Regions from separate parts of the Homo sapiens genome. Here region 2 is linked to region 1. A link is a contact called in ENCODE Hi-C or POLR2A ChIA-PET data. All regions are on one chromosome and are shown on one strand. Each heading gives the region's core, a stretch centred on a gene start or an enhancer-like site at or near the end of the contact. The rest is flanking DNA. Distances are from core to core; before and after follow the strand shown.

Region 1 (3,248 bases), core at 275-2,774:
GGGCCAAGGGGAGGGCAAGGTACCCTTTTTCCGACTAGCAGGGATGGGGGAAGGGGCAGTCGTTCTTTGGCTCTGCACCGAGCTCTAGAACCTCGTCGGCTGAGAGGTGGGGGGCGGGTTGGGGGTACAAGGTGGGGAGGGAGTGGTGAAAGAGTTAGGTTAAGTTGAAATGAAAACTTTACTCACCAGATCCTCGAAGCTTCTTCGGTGCTCTTTCCCCTCCCAATCTAAGCGGCGCGGAATCAGCTGGGGGCCGGACGAAAAGAAAGGGGGAAGCGGAGGCAAATGATGAAGGAAAAGCCTCCGCTCCCCATCAACTGGACCCAACCTGTGTCCCAGTCCTCAACACTTTACCGTCTTTATTTCTCTCGGCCTGATAGCTATTGGCTCAGAGCTAGACAAGTATATGGGGGGGGGGGGGAAGGGGGGTCGAGAAGGAAATCCTGAAAAACTGCCTCCCACAAGCATAAAGCGGGGACGAGTTAAGACCCCAGCGTTGTCTGCCCCTTTTGAGGGAAGAAGCCAATTCACCCCGGTGACAACAGCTACGGGTACCCAGATCGAAGCCTCTATCCCAGCCCGTCTTCCGCCCCTGACTTGCCCTCCCCTTCCTCCAGTCTCACCTCAACCCTCCCCACCCTTCCCGAAGGGGCTCCGTACCTGATGCTCCTCGAGCTCCTGCACTAGCACCTGAGCAAAAGGGAAACACAGATATGAGGAGCAGCTCGGGCCATCAACCCATTCCTCCCTCCACACTTAAAGCCCAGCCGCTGACCGTTTGACTAGTCAAGGCCGGCCTTTCCCTCACCCTCAACGGAACTGCTCGTCCCGCTGCCTCGATTTCCCCACTGGGACCATTCACCACGACTCCCAGATCTCTTTCTTCCCCTTACCTGAGCGGATTTGTTGCAGGGTCCAGACTGCAAGAACCTAGCGATCAGGTAATACAGCTCTGGGGAAGAGGGGGGAAAAGAGGTTCAGAGGGAGGTAGAGAAGAGAAATAGAAGCTTTTTCAAAAGAAACTGACAGCCTTCGCGCTAAGCCCCCATTCCCTTAGCACCCCCCCACCCCCCGACACAGCTACCCACCGGCTTCGATCTGGGTAGGTGCTGCCGCCATCCTTTTCCCGAGGGGGTTTGGGGGCTTCGCTCCGGAGGGGCTGGCGGGGGCGGGTGGGGGCGCTGCCTCTATTGTGGTGAAGCCCCCATGCCCGGGAGTCCCGCCGCTTCCGCCGCACTCCTCGTCCTAGTTTCGCTCTCTCTCGAATTCATCGCATCACGTTTCGACCCATAGATATTCTAGCCCAAGAGCTGAGGAGGCGGAGGAGGAAGGAGAGGAGAGGGAGAGGGAGAGAGAGAGTGAGTGAGTGAGAGAGAGAGAGAGAAGAGAGAGAGAGAGAGAGGAAAAAGAGAGAGAGAGAGAGAGAGAGAGAGAGAGAGAGAGAGAGAGAGACGCGGGGGGTGGGGGGGCGGAGAGAGAGAGAGAGAGAGAGATAGACGGAGCGAGAAGAGGGAGGAGCCGAAGTGGCGAAGAGGTGGGCGGGGGCAAAGGGGGTGGAGAGAGGGGAGGGTAAAAATGGTGATAGGGTTTTGCAGCGCTCATAGTTCCCCGCTAGAGGCACTAATACAGCAGCTGAGCCTAGACTCTCCCGGAGCCCGATGGTTGCTTAGCTACAGCTCTGGGAAGGAGGGGGAGGTGCTAACTGACGGCCGACGCTCTGGCAGCCGCCTTGGAACTCTGTGGTGGCATTCGCGTCTGCGAGCTCCGGAGTGACTTTCCCTTCCTGTGAAGGCAATCCGGCCCTTTCCGGTGGAGGACCCTTCCCCCTGGGTTGATCTTGAGGAACTTAAGAGACGGTGTTTTGACTCGACTCCTTTCCCCTTTTTCCTCCCGGTACCAAAGCGGTTTTGTTTGCTGTTTATACTCTACCCCGTGGAAAGGCGGCTAGCTGGCTAAAGGGTTTTATGCCTGGGGGAGGATGAGTCGCTATTTGGTCGTGACTTGTTTCTGTTTAAAATTATTATTATTTACCAAATGAAAATGTTGTACTTACCAGTCCAAAGTGCGGGGCTTATATTGTTAGAAGACCACTTAAAATGCTCCTGGATTCTGACAAATATTGCATGAGAAATTTGCAATCAGCCGTGAAGCATGTTTCCCCTTCTGAAAGTTTAACACGTGCCGTATCTACGGCTGGGATCTAACACATCCCATTCCTACAGGGTAATTTCCTATTGTGTTTTCAAATACTACTAAAGTACTTTAACCAAGAGTTTTCAATAATCTTTATGTATTATTGCCTATCTCTATGCAAGGTATCAATAGTTTTCTACAGGTTCGGGACTACACTGTTTAATATATAACCCCAACCCTTGGTACCGCACTGACCTTCAGTATTTGGTTGCTGAAATCTTCAATGATGAAAGGGGTTGGTATGATAATTGACACAGATTAGTAAACCGGGTCCTTTTCTTCCCTACTTTCCCGTAACATCCTGTCCCCACCCCACTCCCTCACCTAAACCTGATGAGACCAGAAATGCATTTTAAGTTGCATGTATTATTTACATTGAAATATTACAATTTGAAGGTTCATCTAAATTTAAGGCTATATTCTTGGGAATTGGGTTTCCTCACTCAGCTCTGCCACTGACCACAGTGGGCCTTGAATTTCTAAGTTGACATAAACTTAGCCTAGGTTGATTAGCTCTCACTTGTAATTTTTTTTTTTCCTCAGAAAGCAATAACCACAGGAGGTAATTGTGAAGTGATAGGCTTATCTTTGGTTGTTATTGCCATGGAACTTGACAAAACAAATATGAATAATTGATACAACAAAATGATATAAAAAGATACATGAGACCTAGACAACTCATTGCAAGTAGTTTAGCAAAATACCAGACTGAATAATTTTATAGTTGAAGTATAATGTACAGGTTGAGTATTCTTTATCCAAAGTGCTTGGGACCAGAAATGTTTTGGATTTTGGACTTTTTCAGATTTTGGAATATTTGCATATACATAATGAGATATTTCAGCTATAGGACCCAAGTCTAAATTTGAATTTCATTTGTTCCATTTATACCTTATACACATAGACTGAAGATAATTTTATATAATATTTTCAATAACTTTGTGCACGAAACAAAGTCTTGACTGCCTTTTGACTGTGATCCTCCACTTGAGGTCAGATGTGGAATTTTCCATTTGTGGCATCATGTTGACACTCAAAAATTTTGGATTTTGGAG
Region 2 (3,248 bases), core at 437-2,936, 4.6 Mb before region 1:
AAGTGGAGAATCGTTCTTTAATGCATACAGAGTTTCAGTTTTGCAAGATGAAAAAGTTCTGGAGATCTGTCACACAACAATGTAAATATACTTAACACTACCTAAGTGTACACTTAAAAATGATTAAAATGGTAAATTTTTATATTATCTGATCTTTACCCCGATTTTTTTTTTAAAGTCCCTAGACCTCATGTTTCTTTCTAGCTGCACCTGTTTTGGAAGAACTTTCCATGATCACTAACATCTCTTCTTTATCTCCCACTCCCTCTTCAACCCACTACCATCTGACTTCTGCCCTTGTTCAGGTTGTCAATGACCATTCCACTAAACCTGCTCTTGCTAAGGTTGTCAACCTCCCTATATTTTTATGCTTAGTATACTCAACTGAGAGTACTGGGGTCTGCTCACCACTTATTTCTAGAAGCTCTTACATCCTTTGGTTTCTGTGAGGCTCTGCCTTGTTCTTTGACAGACAATCGACAACTTTTTTTTTTTGCTGCCTTTTTTCCTTCATAAATGCTTGACCTGCTGCTTTTTATGTCTTTACAGTACTTTAGAGATTTCTTATGAAAGCTCAACTAAACCTGAAGTACCAACTATCAAATTTATCTCTGATCAGATCTCCCTCTGCCTGGTCAATTCTATCTGAATGACCCATAGGCTCTTATAACTTAACTTCTCAAATTAAACTCATCATTTCTCCTCTGTGTTCCCTTGCTCAACGATATTTATGCCCAAATCCTATTCTGAAATCTGGGAGTCATACTAGAATCCAAATTCCCCTTTATCCTCTACATGAAATTAGTCAAAAAGTTCTATTGATTCTAAGCCCCATTAATTCTCAAAATTCATCTCAACTGCCACTGCTTTAGTTTAGATTTTCATCACCCACTGCCTTCAAACTGGTGTCTCTGTCTCCAATTTTGTCTTCCTCAAATTAATCTTCTATGTTGTGTTAGAGTGATCATAAAAGTTAAATCTGACCATGAAGCTGGCCTACTTAAAAATCTTCAGTAGCTTACTGTTGCTCTAAGGGTAAACTCTCTACTCTTTAACATTCAGCATACCAAAGGCCCTGTGCTCCCTCAAATGATTATAGATGACTCCACTTTGGATTCAGCTATACTGCTTTTGTAATTCCCAGCAAGGTGCCACTAATGGCTTTGTTTGTGCTATTCCCTCTGCCTGGACTGTCTTTCCCTGTCTGCTTGGCTAAGCTCCCCTTCATGATTCAGCTTAGGTATCCCCCATTCATGCTCCCACATCATCCGATGCTATGCTGTGAGCACTACTGTATCCGGTCCCTCACTATATCTAGTTGTTCCAAGGCAGGGACTAAATTCTTCATTCCTGCACTCTGCGCCCTAGCACCATGCATTTTCGTGAATCACTCCCTGGTTTGGGGTACTGGTGTGTATGTGTATGCGCATGTGCGTATATGCGCATATGAATGGAGAGTAAATTTGAATTTTTGCTGGGCACACGGCGCAGTGAAGACAAGAAAGGGGCACTATTTTAACACAACCTTTTCCCGTGATCACCACCGAAAATTACTGACGAGTCAATCACCTCAGATCTCTCAAGCAGTCCAGCCTACGCAACAGTACTCCACCTCTGCGCCTGTGCGGGGAGGGTAAGGCGGGGCCAGCAACTTCCTCAGCTGGAGGGAGAGCGCACGGTGGAGCCGCCAGTTGAGAAGGACTCTGATCCGGCTCAGCTTTCCAATCAGCTGCGGAAGGAGCCACGCTTTCGGGGGTTGCAAGATGGCGGCCACCAGTGGAACTGATGAGCCGGTGAGACGCTGTTCTGGGGTCGGGTGAGTGGGGAGGTCGAGCCAGGTGGAGCCTTTTTTTTTTCTTTTTTGAGACAAGGTGTCACTCAGTCGCCCAGGCTGGAGTGCAGTGGTGGGATCACCGCTTACTGCAGCCTCGACCTCCAGCGCTCAGATCTTCCGCCCACCTCATCCTCCCGAGGAGCTGGGACTACAGGCCCGTGCCACCACGCCCAGCTACATTTTTTGTATTTTTTGTAGAGACGGGGTTTCGCCATGTTGCCCAGGCTGGTCTCAAACTCCTGGGCTCAGGCGATCCGCCCGCCTCGGCCTCCCAAAGTGCTGGGATTACAGGCACGAGTCACTGCGACTGGCCTTGGGGGGAGCCACCGCGCCCGGCCTTGGGGGGAGCCTTGAACTCTTTTTCCTCCTTTCTAGGTTTCCGGGGAGTTGGTGTCTGTGGCACATGCGCTTTCTCTCCCAGCAGAGTCGTATGGCAACGATGTGAGTATGACTCACCCACAGCTCCCACCCACTCAGCTAGCCTGGGATCTCTGCAGGACCTGCCTGCCACTAAGTTATAACTTCACGTCCTGATAATCTACTGCAGACCCTCTCCACTTACACCAGAAACTGCACCTTCGTTCAGTTCGTTTTAATCTTGGTCCACAAACGCAGGACTAACGCCTGTGGAAGTGGTTCCCCAAGTTGGCCACGCTTTAGAATTACTGGGGAGCTTTTAAACATCCCGCTGCCTAGATTGCAGTTCATACCACCTAAATCAGAATGTCTGGGTAATGAGAGCCAAGAATCAGTATTTTTAAAGGGTCTCTGAGGGATTCCATTGTGCAGCTTATGGTGTGTCTGGTTTAGAAAATTACTGAGAAAGTATATGAGGTATTTTCCAAAACAAGACAAGAGGATGTGAGAATAGTAAAAACACCCAAATAAGAGTGTGATACATATAATGAGTGGGTCAGGCCATAAGATCCAAATAATTTAGCTGAAGGAGAAATCCCTAAGGGGCCAAGGCAGTGGAAGACTTGACTGAGGAAATGGAGCTTTACCTGTATCCTCAAAGTGTAGGTGGACAAAGGACATGGATTGGCACGTGGGAAAAGTGCATGGTCTAAGGCATGGAGGTAACAAATGCAAATGGCTTTTTCTGGAGTCAGTGAAATAGCTCGGTCTCGTTGGAATGGGAGATTCCAGTGGAACCTCCAGTGGGGTGCTTGGTAAGACTTATTATAACCTTGACCTGTTTCATGTGCTAATTCATTTCTAGGTGTTACAGTATGGGGAATTGGCTGTTTGGTAAACAAAAATGATTATGACATGCTTCAGTCTTAAAAGTGAAAAGTAATTTTCATTTTGATTCTTTGTTCTCCCAACAACTCAGTGGAATTGATGGGTATATTATTTCAGTTTTACAATGATTTAACTCAATCCTGAGAAGGTGATTTATCTCCTGCTTTAT

Evidence for each region. Hi-C counts contacts between places; a loop is a spot of excess contacts on that map. ChIA-PET counts read pairs that join two places held with the same protein, here RNA polymerase II (POLR2A). Pooled maps may share reads with other maps.
Region 2: a loop to region 1 is called in a map of B cell, with 17 times the contacts of the local background. The contact joins the promoter of PBDC1 here to the promoter of BRWD3 in region 1. A Hi-C loop is called at or near these places in 3 of 168 maps with a recorded cell type or tissue (B cell, CD4-positive, alpha-beta memory T cell and gastrocnemius medialis) and 12 of 50 pooled maps. POLR2A ChIA-PET finds 5 or more read pairs at or near these places in 2 of 52 experiments (CD8-positive, alpha-beta memory T cell and activated naive CD4-positive, alpha-beta T cell).

The regions. Positions count from the first base shown.
Region 1 is chrX:80,808,353-80,811,600 of GRCh38, forward strand. It overlaps BRWD3 (bromodomain and WD repeat domain containing 3), which reads right to left and starts at 1,525. Exons shown (of 41, transcript NM_153252.5): 1 at 1,089-1,525; 2 at 894-952; 3 at 661-690; 4 at 187-246. The coding sequence starts at 1,119. It overlaps LOC124905202 (a long non-coding RNA gene), which reads left to right and starts at 456. Exons shown (of 2, transcript XR_007068278.1): 1 at 456-941. RefSeq lists an enhancer at 1,760-1,839.
Region 2 is chrX:76,171,376-76,174,623 of GRCh38, forward strand. PBDC1 (polysaccharide biosynthesis domain containing 1) reads left to right here and starts at 1,687. Exons shown (of 6, transcript NM_016500.5): 1 at 1,687-1,793; 2 at 2,210-2,275. The coding sequence starts at 1,764. RefSeq lists enhancers at 1,699-2,556, 1,770-2,069.